2 separate regions of the Homo sapiens genome follow, and region 2 is linked to region 1. Evidence: read pairs that join two places in POLR2A ChIA-PET (ENCODE). Cell type or tissue: Panc1. All regions are shown on one strand. Links, peaks and the distances in the headings refer to the core of each region. The heading gives the core; the rest is flanking DNA. Region 1 overlaps TSC22D4-C7ORF61 (TSC22D4-C7orf61 readthrough). Region 2 overlaps PILRA (paired immunoglobin like type 2 receptor alpha).

Region 1 (7,388 bases), core at 1,224-6,223:
CCTCCTGGGGCTACAGCTGCAGCTCTCGCCTCTTCCCCACTAGATGGGGTCCTTCTCCATTGCTGCTGACTCTTCCGCCTGGGACCGGAGCCCAGGCTGCCAGGGAGGGGCCAGCTCACCCACAGGGCCCGTCCTCAGCTGGCCGGGGGTGGGAGCCACGGCGGCTGGCCAGGCCTGGCAAGGGCACCGTGTGCCCGGGGAGCCTGGCCCACACCCAGCCCCGAGACAAGGGGCCCATTCAGGGCCCCCCGCCCCGCCCCCAAGCAGCCACCCGGATCCAGCCCGCAGAGGGGACACACTGGGAAGCCAGGGGTGGATCTTGGGCAACCACCAAAGACCTTATTGTTTCCCAGCCCCCCGCCCAGCACGTGGGCAGACGCCCCCCCACCCCCAATCCTCACTTGCCCCTTCCCAGGACCCGAACCGCTGGCTCCCTTCTCCAGCCTCTGTCTCAATTCCTCCGTCTCCCACGCTTTAAACCTCCCCAGTCTGCAAAAGATCTCAGGGGAGCCCTAAATGGCAGGCGCGACCCCTGAGTCTGAACACAAGCAACGAACGAGATGTCAACCTCCAAATTCAAGTTTCTTCAGAGTTTTTAATTATTATTATTATTTTAATAACAACCTGAATCCCAGAACTTCCAGATACTGTCCACACTCCCTCCCCTGGGCAGAGGAGAGGAGGCACCTCAAGGGAACAAGATGGGGGTGGGGTGTCTGCCGGGGAGCCTCCGACTCCCCCAAGCCGTCTACTGCTGGGGGGTCCCAGGAGGGAGGGTGGGGGTTGGTTCCCTCCCAGAGGGGGCTCCCTCTGACGCCCCGTCCTGAAGCCCTCCCTCCTCCATCAAGGCTGGGGATGATGAGGAGATGGGGCAGGGGCCGGGGGACCAGGCCATTACTGAGCCTTGAACTCCCACCCCGGGGACACGGGGACATTAAAGCTGCATAGGAAGAGGGGGCAGGCGGCTGACGCAAGGCCGGGCAGCCCCAAAGGCACATTGTAAGGGAAGGGAGGCTCAGACGGAGGGCCCATTGGGCGCAGGGGGCCCAAGCCGTGGGACCCCCGAGGAGGGCAGCTGAGCCAGCTGCTCCGGGCTGGCCAGGGCGCGCAGCAGCCCATTCTCCTGCTCCAGCGCAGCGTTCCGCTCCGCCAATTCCCGGATCTGCTCCTTCAGCACCTCCACCTCCTCCCGGACCGCAAACATGAGGTGGGACTTCACCAAGTCCTGGGGGCCCCGGGACAGGCACAGCGTCAACGGGGTGGGTGCCTCATCCCCTGCCCAGTGCCTTGAGGGCTGGGGTGGGAGACAGTCCCCAGTGTCCAGAGGATGAGGGACAAAGCAGGGAAGGGACAGGGGAAAAGGACGAGGGACAGAGGCAGAGTCAGGGCTCAAAGACAGAGATGGGGACCAGTAGCCAGACTAGAGGCTGGGCAAAGTCAAGGGTGGAGGTGGTGGCAGGAGGGGGCAGAGGATGCCCAGCAGCCCAGCAGGGAGAGGGACGGAGGAGCTGGGAGTTGGTGTTCCCTGGTAAGGAAGAGGACAGGGCTGGGGCAGAGGGATGGCTTAAGGGGGCCAGGACCTCCTGGGACCAAGATGGCTTCTCTTACCATGGCTTGCTCGATTTTGTTGTCAATGCCAACCAGGCTTCCGGAGCCACTGGAGAGACACAGGAAGGTGAGGGGAGGAGAGGAGAAGCCTTCCCAGGTGCTGGTTTCTTGGACCACAGCCTCCCGCCCACACCCCCCTGTACCTGTGACAGTAGAGAATGAGGGAGAGGAGGGTTTTGTCCATCCCCCTGCGGGTTGAAGGCCGCTGCCCAGGGCCTCCCAGGCCCCGGTGGGGCGGGGGCCCAGATGTCCCTCGGATGGGGGATGCACCCCGGGGAGAGCAAGGGGAAGAGGCACAGCCCCTTTTTCGGGGCAGCCCCGGAGCCATCCCCACCACTCGGGTCTCATAAGACGACACCAGGGACTTGACAGAGACCCCTGGCTGGGCCATGCCCAAGGGGAAAGGGTCCTTAGACACCCCCCCAATGGAGAGGGATGCAGTGAAGGGAATGCCTGGGGGGCTCAGAGCCCCCCGGGCAGAGCAGGGTCTGGCTGGTGCCAGGCAGGCAGAGAGGAGACAGTGCCTCGGGGGTGCTGGCCTGAAAGATATACACCACCCCCCCAAGGGCAAGGCCTGGCTGCTATTGGCTCCTTGGGGACACGGGGACCCCCCCTCCTTTCAGCTCCTCGGTGGGCGGGAATTCCCAGACACGGTCAGTGCCAGTGTCCCCTTCTCACCCTGGCACCAATCCCAGAGTGGAGGGGAGGGGGCCGGCCGAGGAAGTCAGCTGGTGGCTGGGCCAGGGGAGGGGCGTGGGGCAGAAGCCTGGGTCTGAGCGGGGAGTGAAGGGTGTGAAGGGAGAGGAAGGGGCTGGCCTTCGGAGGCCCCTCGCCACCTCCGACCCCATTCTGTCCCCTCCGTCACTCAAGGCCTTGGGAAAGAGGGTGGAGGTGGCTGGGGTAGGGGGCGTTCTGACGTGCTCGTGGTCTTCCATAGATCATGAGCGCTCTCCCACCAAAAAACCCCACAAGGCTCACATCATGGGTGACCCCTGGGATCTGGCCAGAGGGTCCCTGAGTCTCCAGAGAAGACCAAAAATGGGAAAGGTTACCATGGCAACAGAAACTGAGCCCAAAGCCCTAGAAGATGAATACAGCGTAAAGGCCAGGCGTGGTGGCTCACACCTGTAATCCCAGCACTTTGGGAGGCCAAGGTGGGTGTATCACTTGAGGTCAGGAGTTTGAGACCAGCCTGGCCAACATGGAGAAACCCCATCTCTACTGAAAATACAAAAATTAGCCAGGCGTGGTGGAGGGTGCCAGCAATTCCAGCTACTCAGGAGGCTGAGGCAGGAGAATCGCTTGAACCCAGGAGGTGGAGGTTGCAGTGAGCCGAGATCGTGCTACTGCACTCCAGCCTGGACGACAGAGTGAGATCTTGTCTCAAAAAAAAGCCAGGTGTGGTGGCTCACGCTTGTAATCCCAGCACTTTGGGAGGCTGAGGCGAGTGGATCACCTGAGGTCAGAAGTTTGAGACCAGCCTGGCCAACATGGTGAAACCCTGGCTCTACTAAAAGTACAAAAAATTAGCTGGGCATGGTGGGGGGTGCCTGTAATCCTAGCTACTCTGGAGGCTGAGGCAGGAGAATCGCTTGAACCTGGGAGGCGGAGGTTGCAGTGAGCCGAGATCGTGCCACTGAATTCCAGCCTGGACAACAAGAGCAAAACTCTGTCTTAAAAAAAAAAAAAAAAAAATCGCCTATGGGCCTGGGACCTGGGTCTGGGGTCTCAGAGGAAGCGAGGGTTTGAGGAGAGGAAGGGAAGTGAGCTTGGAGAAGGGACACTGGGAAGAGGAGCAACAGGGCTTGGAAGAGGGCTGGGAGTCTGGGGTGACAGGGTCTGGCTGCAGTCTGGGAAGTGGCCACCAGAGGGCGACTCAGGCCTGGCTCAACAGCCCCCAGGGCCGGGCTCCAGGCTGGCTCCACGACGTTGGGCTCCTGGTCCCAGAACCTGGCTCTCCCTCAAGCCCCACTCTCAGGCCCCACCTGCGCAGGCCCTTGTGCTGACCTCATCCTCCAAGGCTCCCTCTCCCACCCCTCAGGCCCCAGGCTCTTGCCCTGAGGCTCCCGACCCACCCTTGCACCCCTGCACTCTGGCGCTGTGGCGGGATCCCCAGTCCTGCCCTCCAGCCCCCAGCTGGGCCCCCCTTGGAGCAGGGGCCTCAAGGCGCTGCAGCCCACATCCCTGGACTCCCTTGTAAGCCCTCCCTCCTGGCTGTCAGCTCAGACTTGCTTTCCTGCAGGGGGATCAGCACTCAATTCAAGGTGACCCCTGGATAAGGTCCTGCAGCCAGGAAGGGAGCACAAGGGAGCTGGGAATTTTCCATTTCTCATCCCAGCTCTGGGTGCAGAAGGCGCTGACAGGTGGAGCAACTAAGGAGGTGACTAGGCCTGAGCGAGCAGGATGGGGTGGGTGGGGGAAGGGCATCTGGGACTCTTGGGGTGGTGGGAGAGGAGAAGTTGAAGGGTGGAGGTGGGTCTGCCAGCAGGAGGGTCAAAGTAATTTTCGAGCTATTTCAATCAGCAACACCTGGGTGGAGATGGAGCCACCACAGAAAGCCCAATACTGCCACCACCCCATTAAACACTCACAGAGACCAAAGGGGTTGGATACACAGGGATAGGAACATGGGCCCTGCTGGGCAGAGACTCAGGGGTAAAGATGTCAAGTAAGGTGTTCATTCTCACCAGAGATAAAGGAATAATACAGCAATAAACGTTTGTTAGCCGACAGGTGACTGTCTTCTGTTTGTCTAGCGCCTGGGAGTTTTTGCTCTTGTTGCCCAGGCTGGAGTGCAATGGCGGGATTTTCCCTCATTGGAACCTCCACCTCTGGGTTCAAGTGATTCTCCTGCCTCAGCCTCCAGAGTAGCTGAGATTACAGGCATGAGCCACCATGCCCAGCTAATTTTTGTATTTTTGCCGGGGAGCCTCCGGCAAAATGGGGTTTCACCATGTTGGCCAGGCTGGTCTTGAACTCCTGACCTCATGATCCACCCACCTCAGCCTCCCATCTCAGTCCTGGGATTACAGGTGTGAGTCACTGTGCCAGGCCTCTATTGGAACATTCTAACACACACTTCAAGGGACCAGGGCTCTGGCAATGCAGGCCCTTCCCTTTAGGACCCCAAAGCGAGGGGTTGTGGGCACTGTGCTAGAATTCTTTGACAGGGTCCGGGGGAGGAAAGTAGGGGCTGCTGAGACAGGATCGACCTCCACCACAAGCCCAAAAGCAAGTTTGTATGGATTAGAAAATGCCCCCTTCTTCGAGATCCTTAATGCCATCTTCTGGAAAACTGTCGTGACTTCAAGCATTGACTGTGATTTCAAATATGAGCGGCACCCCCTGGAGTTAGTTGTGCAGTGTGTGACATGCACAGTGGGAGACTTAGCCCTGCAGGACTCTTGGTCCTGGGGCGGGGACAGCCCTAGAAGCTGGTCTTCCTCTTTGAGGGTCAAATAAAACGGCCTCAACATGAAGATGAGATAAAAAGCAGGACACCTGGGAGAAATGGGGAGCCTGGGATCTTGGGGACAGGGGCCAGCCCTGCACACTCTCCAGTGGGTTCAGGGGATCCCCCAGGGCCTAGGTCTGGGGCCAAGAAAGTGTCATCCAGCTGCCCTGTCTCTATGCTGTCCCGGATCTGTGGTGTCTTTGGGGCGGGGCTGGGGAGGTCGGGGAGGGGGAAGGGGGGCTGGCTCCCTGCCCTGCTTGGGAGAGCTGTACCTGACTGTCCTAGAGAGAAAGGATATTGTAGACCATTGCCGCCACCTCTTTGCCTGGGACACAGGCATCCCAGTAGGACAGTGGAGAAGGTGTGGCTTTGGAGTTGGACCCAGGCTCCAGCTGCAGTCCAGCCACTTAAACTAGCTGGGTGGCCCTTGGGCAAGTTTCTAAAACCCTCCTGGCCGGGTGAGGTGGCTCATGCTTGTAATCCCAGCACTTTGGGAGGTCGAGGTGGGTGGATCACCTGAGGTCAGGAGTTTGAGATCAGCCTGGCCAACATGGTGAAACCCCGTTTCTACTAAAAATACAAAAATTAGCCGGGCATGGTGGCATGCACCTGTAGTCCCAGCTACTGGGGAGGCTGAGCCAGGAGAATCGCTTAAACCTGGGAGGCAGAGGTTGCAGTGAGCCAAGATCGTGCCACTGCATTCCAGCTTGGGAAACAGAGCAAGACTCCATCTAAAAAAGAAAAAAACAAAAACAAAACAAAAAAAAACCTCCTTCTCTGAGTCTCAGATACTTCATCTGGCAAGTGGGAGAATGGAACTGCTTTTTAGGATTAGAAGGGAGAAGGCAGTACCGGACCCAAGGGAGGCACTGGATAAATAAATGTACCTTTTCTTTCCCAAGTCCCTGGGATCCATTCTGTATAATGCCTGGATCCCCCAGGCCGGTCACTGCCCCCACCCCCATTCCTTCCATCCACTTCTTCACACCTTAATTACCTCCTGCCTGCCGGGAGGGGACAAGGATTTCCAGCCCTGGGGCACGTGAGCATTCTAGATTCACCTGCACCCTCTGTTCGCCCATCCCCAGATTCAGGGACTGGTCAGGCGTCCCCAACTCCCTCCCTGTGATCCAGGCACTGAACATCTCAGCCCACCTTCCCTCTTAAGAGAGAGGTCCCAGGCCACTGGCATCCTGTCCTGCCAGCCCTGTGCACACCAGACAGGAGAGGTGGGGCCTACATGTCCCATTCCTAGGGGGCAGGGGGTGGCCCAACCCAAACCCGCTGGCCTGGCAGGGTGGGGCTTGAGGGGCTGGGCTGGGACAGATCCCCAAGAGCCTTGGAGCACAGCAGGGTGAAGTGGAGGCTGGGAACCGGACCGGTCAGATTGGGGTGTGCAGGGAGGGGGTGGGATGGAGGGAGGCAGGGAGGGAGGGTACAGGGGAAAGACGGAGGCCTCAGGAGGTTGAATCCTCTAAGACAGAGACAGCAGGAGGCTGGGCTGTGAACTCAACAGGGGTGGGGGAGGGACGGGGAGTCCTCTTGCCGGGGAACCTCCCAAGTGGGAGAGGGAGAGGGCGGGAAACGCTGAGAATAGCAGTGATGGCGGCAGGTGACTCTCCCAGCCCTGGCCGACCTCACACCTCGCACATTCCTGAGAGTGGGAATGGGGCGTGCAGAAGCCACCCAGTCCTGCCCAGCCCCGCCCAGCCCCACCCAGCACTGGCACTCTTGCCCTCCGTCCCACCAGCTCCTGGCCACCTCCTTTGCCAGGTCCCTATCCTCCCTGAGGCCGCAGGACCCTATCAGTGGTGGGCTTGAGTCCCTGATCCCAGCGAGTGGCCCCTGATCTGGGGAGGACAGGAAGGAGCGACTCCCATCTGGAATTGGTCCCTCAGGCACCCACTCACCCACTCTCGAAGCCCCACCCCCAATTTCCTTCCAAGCAGGAAGTCCCTCCCCTTGAAAACCTCCCACGGGAAGTCCCACTTCTCCCTCCAAAAGAAAAGCGGTGACTCCCCAGCCCTTCTGCCCGGTTCCTATCAGTCCCCGGGGAGAAGCAGGCAGCCTGGCTATCTCTGACTCACGATTCTGGGCCTCCCTTTTCAGCTTGCTGGCTTTCTTAGGAATGGTGACACCTGGCCCTGAAAACCCACCCAACAGAGCACTGTCCCCTAAAGGGAGAACCCCAGAAAGTCGCTCTCTGCAGTGCTGCCCCTGCCCCTTTGCCGTTCCTAGCTCTGATTCTGTTCCTAGCTGGCCCATCTTAGGGACTTGCTTTCTCGGTTCTAGAAATCTTAGGATCCTAAAGTAGACCCTGTGGGCT
Region 2 (5,000 bases), core at 1-5,000, 74 kb before region 1:
AGGTGGGCAAATCACTTGAGGTCAGGAGTTCAAGACCAGCCTGGTCAACATGGTGAAACCCCGTCTCTACTAGAAATATAAAAATTAGCTGTGCATGGTGATGCGCCCCTGTAATCCCAGCTACTTGGGGGGCTGAGGCATGAGAATCGCTTGAACCTAGGAAGTGAAGGCTGCAGTGAGCTGAGATCACACCACTGCACTCCAGCCTGGGTGATAGAGCGAGACTCTGTCTCAAACAAAAAAAAAAAAATTAAAATCAACCACTTATGATTTTTTTTTTAATTCTGCAGAACAAAAACCACAGCACTTTTCTCCTGAGAATGAATAAGAGGGTCAGGGAATTGAAGAGAAAGTTTGACATAGTCACTGAGGAAATGGGAAGTGGAGTTTGAGGATTCAGCTCAGATACGAAACTGTAAATCTATGATAGCAGTGTTGTGCATGGCTGCATTTTTCCCCAGCAGTAGTCAACCATTCAGATTTTGAGACCTTAGTGATTTGTGTTGGTCAGGAATTGTTGTCAGTTGCTACCACCAGGGACCAGAAGTAAAAGTAGCTTAAACAAGACAGAGTTGGGTTATTTTTTTCCTCTTGTAAACAGATCTGGAAGCAGACAGCACATCACTGTTCTTAGACACTCAGGTTCCTACCTTTCTGATTCACCAGCCCTGATGCTGGCTTCTGTCCCAAAGGTTGCCTCATAGCCCAAGACGGCTGCAAGGATTCCAGCCACTATTTCTGGGTTCCTGGCAAAAAATAGGAGGAAGGAAGAAAGGAAAAAAAAAATACTATGCCTCAACTCTCTGTTCCCTTTTAAAGAGTCTTTCTGAAAGACCTAACAACAACTTCTTCACGTGTGAGAGCCCCGGCCCTCTCCACACAGCCGATCCCCGCCCCTCCGACCCAGTTTATATCTTATTGGCTAGAATTTGGTCACATATCCCACAGCTATCTGTAGGGGGAACCCTCCCACTCCAAATACAATCAATTTTCTGTAACTAAGAATAATTGAATAGATATTGGGTAATCAAATACCATTTCTGCCATAAGACACCCCCAGGATTAGAGACTTGCCAGCTAAGTGTGGCAGAAAGACAGGAGATCACAGGTCAAGGAGCTAGTGAGAAGGCAGGAATGAAGAGCAGAGGGGTCAGCAGGGAGTCTGAATAATCTGTAGAAAAGTAGATTATCACGGGATAAGAGTTCAATGAAGTCTAAGAGCAGGTACAGTGGCATAATGACAAAAGACAGCTGGAATGCTTCCAAGCTTATTCTGTGAGGTCAGCATTACCATGATACCAAAGCCAAACAAAGACACTACAAGAAAAACAAAAACAGAAACAAAACAAACTACAGACCAATAACTCTGATAAATATTGATGTAAACATCAACAAAATACCAGCAAACCAAATTCAACAGCACGGCAAAAGAATTATACACCATGGGCCAGGCACAAGAATCACTCAAACCTGGGAGGCGGAGGTTGCAGTGAGCCGAGATTGTGCTACTGCACTCCAGCCTGGGTGACAGAGTGAGATTCTATCTCAAAAAAAAAAAAAAAAAAAAAAAAGGAGCTGAATTGAAAAAAAATAGATTAATATACCAACGGAATAGAATACAGAGTCTAGAAATAAACCCTTGCGCATATGGTCAAAAGACTTGACAAGGGTGCCATGAGCACTTAATGGGCAAAGGACAATCTCTTCAACAAATGGCATTGGGAAAACTGAATATCCAAACCAAAGAATGTAGTTGGATCCTTATCTTATACCATATACAAAATTTAACTCCAAATGGATTAAAGACCTAAATGTAAGACCCCAAACCATAGGGAAAAAGCCTCATGACACTGGGTTTGGCAATAATTTCTTGCCTGTGATACCAAAAGCACAAGCCACAAAAGAAAAAATAGACAAATAGGACAACATTAAACTTAAACATGTTTTTTCATTACAGGACACAATCAATAGAATCAAAAGGCAACCTATAGAATGGGGAAAATATTTGTAAATTATATATCTGATAAGGAGTGAAAATCTGAAATATATAAAAATTCCTATAATTCAACAACAAAAAAATCAACCCAATTTAAAAGTGGGCAGTGGATTTTAACAGACATTTCTCCAGAGATGATATATGCTATGGTCTGAAATGTGTCTCCTCAAATCATGTATTGGAAACTTAGTCCCCAGTGTGACAACTGGGAGGTAGTGTGTTTTGGGAGGTGCTTAGGTCATGACGGCTCTGCCAAACGGATTAATGCCATTATAAAAAGGGATTTCAGGAGTGGGTTCACTGTCTTCTAATCTTCTGCCATGTGAGGACACAGTAATCCTCCCCTCTGAAAGACACAGCAAAAAGCAAGATGCTGGCACCTTGATCTTGGATTTCCCAGCCTCCAGAACTGTGAGAAATAATTTTTGCTTTGCTTTGCTTTGTTTTACTTTTCAGCAACCTCTTGTCCAACAGAAGAAACAAATTTGTTTTTTTATAAATTATACAGGCTCAGATATTCTTATATACATTAGCAGCACAAAATAGACTAAGACAGTATACAAATCACCAACAAGCAGATGAAAATGGCCAACTAATCATCAGAGAAATGCAAATCAGAACTACAGAGAGCTATCTCCTTATACCCAGAAGGACAGCTACTATTTAAAAAGTGTGTAAATGACAAGTGTTGGGAAGAATGTGAAGAAATTGGGGCCCTTGCGCACTGTTGATGGGGGCTATAAAATAGTGCAAATGATACAGAAAAAAAGCATGGCCTTTCCTCAAAAATTTAAAAATAAAGGCCAGGAGTGGTGGCTCACACCTCAAATTCCAGCACTTTGGGAGGCTGAGGTGGCAGATCACCTGAGGCCAGGAGTTCGAGACCAGCTTGGCCAACATGGTGAAACACCATTTCCACTAAAAATACAAAATTAGCTGGGTGTGGTGGCGGGCACCTGTAATCCCAGCTACTCAGGAGGCTGAGGCAGGAGAATCACTTGAACCCGGGAGGCAGAGGTTGCAGTGAGCTGAGATTGTGCCACTGCACTCCAGCCTGGATGACAGAGCGAGACTTCATCTCAAAATAAATAAATAAATAAATAAATAAAGCTACCATACGATCCAGCAATCCCACTTTTGGGTACATACCAAACAGAACTGAAAAGAAAGGTCTTGAAGAGATATTGATACACCCATGTTGATAGCAACACTATTTTCAATGGCCAAGAGGTGGAAGCAACCCAGATGTCCATCAATGAATGAATGGATGAACAAAATGTGGTTTATACATATAATGGAATATTATTCAGTGTTTAAAAGAAATTCTGGGCCAGGTGCAGTGGCTCACACCTGTAATCCCAGCACTTTGGGAGGCCAAGGTGGGTGGATCACCTGAGGTCAGGAGTTCGAGACCAGCATGACCAACGTGGTGAAACCCTGTCTCTACTAAAAATACAAAATTACCCAGGCCTGGTGATGGGCGTCTGTAATCTCAGCTACTTGGGAGCTTGAGGCAGGAGAATCGCTTGAACCAGAGAGGCAGAGGTTACAGTGAGCCTAGATCACACCACTGCACTCCAGCCTGGGTGACAAGAGCGAAACTCTGTCTCAAAAAATAAAGAAAAAAAGAAATTCTGACACATACTACAGTATAAACGAAACTGGAAGACATCAAGCTAGGTGAAATAAGGCAGTCACAAAATGACAAATATTGTATGATTCCACTTTTCGGTGGTGCCTAGAGATATTAAATTAATAGGAACAGAAAGTAGAATGGTGGCTGTCAGAAACCGCAGGGAGGAGGGAGTAGGGGTTCTTTAAAACTGTTTCAGTTTTGCAAGATGAAAAGGTCCTGGAGATGTTTCACAACAGTGTGAATATACTTAACACTAATGAACTGTACACGTGGTTAAAAGTGAATTCTAGTGTTTTGTTTGTTTTTTTGTTTTTTTTTTACCGTAAGTAAAATAAAACATAACCTAAAGAGAGGGAAAAAACAGAGGGACAGAAGAGTGCTGGAAAGAAAGCTGCAGCATGGAAATGATACTAGCAATTAATATTTCAGAGTTCTCAGTCTAAACATTAAAAAAAAAAAAAAAAGTCCTGTAGAAGTGGAAGGGGAGGTCCCTGGAGTTGAGGGGTACCTCAAGGCCTGGGTTCAGAGGGTGTCTCTGTGGACATGGAGCCCTCCTGGGAGGAGGCTAGATGGTGGAGGGGATGTCTGTGGACCAGGAGCCCACTGCTTGGGAAACACTGCAAGGATGCCACGGGGATGGGAGGGGCAGGACACAATGGGAGAGGCAGCAGAGGATTCAGGGTGGGACCAGCCAGAGGGGAGGGGAAGCCTAGTGGTGGCAACAGAATTTGAACAGCCACAAACATGAGTCCCAAGCACGACGCTCCCAAGGCTGGAGGGCAGACATAGCCGCCACCCAGAAGGAAAGCACAGGCACGGTCTCCCTGAGGACCTGGAGGGAATGGGGGCGGGGTGCCAATGTCAAGGGAAGGGGAGGGGAGGGGAGAAGTGACTGGGCGAGGGCTCAGCGGTGGAGGGAGCCAGGTTGGGGCTGAGCAGAGAGCTCAAGAGAGAAAGAAACCAAGGGAGGGGGTCAGGGTGAAGGGGTCTCAGGAGGTGACATGGAAGACAACAGGGAGGACAGGTGGAGACCTCAGGGTGCCGGCTGAGTCCCAGGCCCTTCCTGATGGGTTTGGGTGGAGCAGCTCTGCTGCTCCGGTCCCTCTAAGGAGGGCCTCAGCCTAGGGCGCAGCAGAGAAGGTGGGATGGAGACTGCCATCACCCGGATGCCACCCTGACTCACTGTTGGTCCCCCTACAGGTCAGCAGCGGACTAAAGCCACAACCCCAGCCAGGTGAGTGCTGGGCCTCCCCAGGGTGGGTTGGGGGGTGCATGTGCAGGCAGTGGGCTGATTTGGGAAACAGGGAGTGTGCTGCTAAGAACCCCACAAACCCAGCCTGCCACGGCCATTGTTGCATCCCCAACTTA

The links. ChIA-PET counts read pairs that join two places held together with the same protein. Peaks named below come from ENCODE experiments on the same cell type or tissue, not always from the same donor. Only the 100,000 strongest peaks of a DNase experiment are listed, where the experiment ranks them.
Region 2: POLR2A ChIA-PET joins it to region 1 with 9 read pairs; 6 of 35 experiments call an interaction of 5 or more read pairs at or near these places.

What each region holds. Positions count from the first base shown.
Region 1 is chr7:100,465,944-100,473,331 of GRCh38, forward strand. It overlaps TSC22D4-C7ORF61 (TSC22D4-C7orf61 readthrough), which reads right to left. Exons shown (of 6, transcript NM_001395846.1): 4 at 1,609-1,657. It overlaps TSC22D4 (TSC22 domain family member 4), which reads right to left. Exons shown (of 5, transcript NM_030935.5): 4 at 1,609-1,657; 5 at 576-1,225. The coding sequence ends at 1,016. Among named protein-coding and RNA genes, the nearest start is that of SPACDR, 5.4 kb to the left of the region's middle. RefSeq lists silencers at 3,389-3,558, 3,599-3,748 and enhancers at 5,756-6,542, 6,543-7,327. In Panc1, for the core only: CTCF peaks have their summits at 3,477 (motif pointing right) and 3,679; a DNase peak (open chromatin) is centred at 3,468; H3K27ac peaks cover 389 bases.
Region 2 is chr7:100,393,047-100,398,046 of GRCh38, forward strand. It overlaps PILRA (paired immunoglobin like type 2 receptor alpha), which reads left to right. Exons shown (of 7, transcript NM_013439.3): 4 at 4,833-4,866. Among named protein-coding and RNA genes, the nearest start is that of PILRA, 22 kb to the left of the region's middle. RefSeq lists enhancers at 3,809-3,858, 4,726-5,000. In Panc1, for the core only: a CTCF peak has its summit at 4,860; no DNase peak of the experiment used is centred there.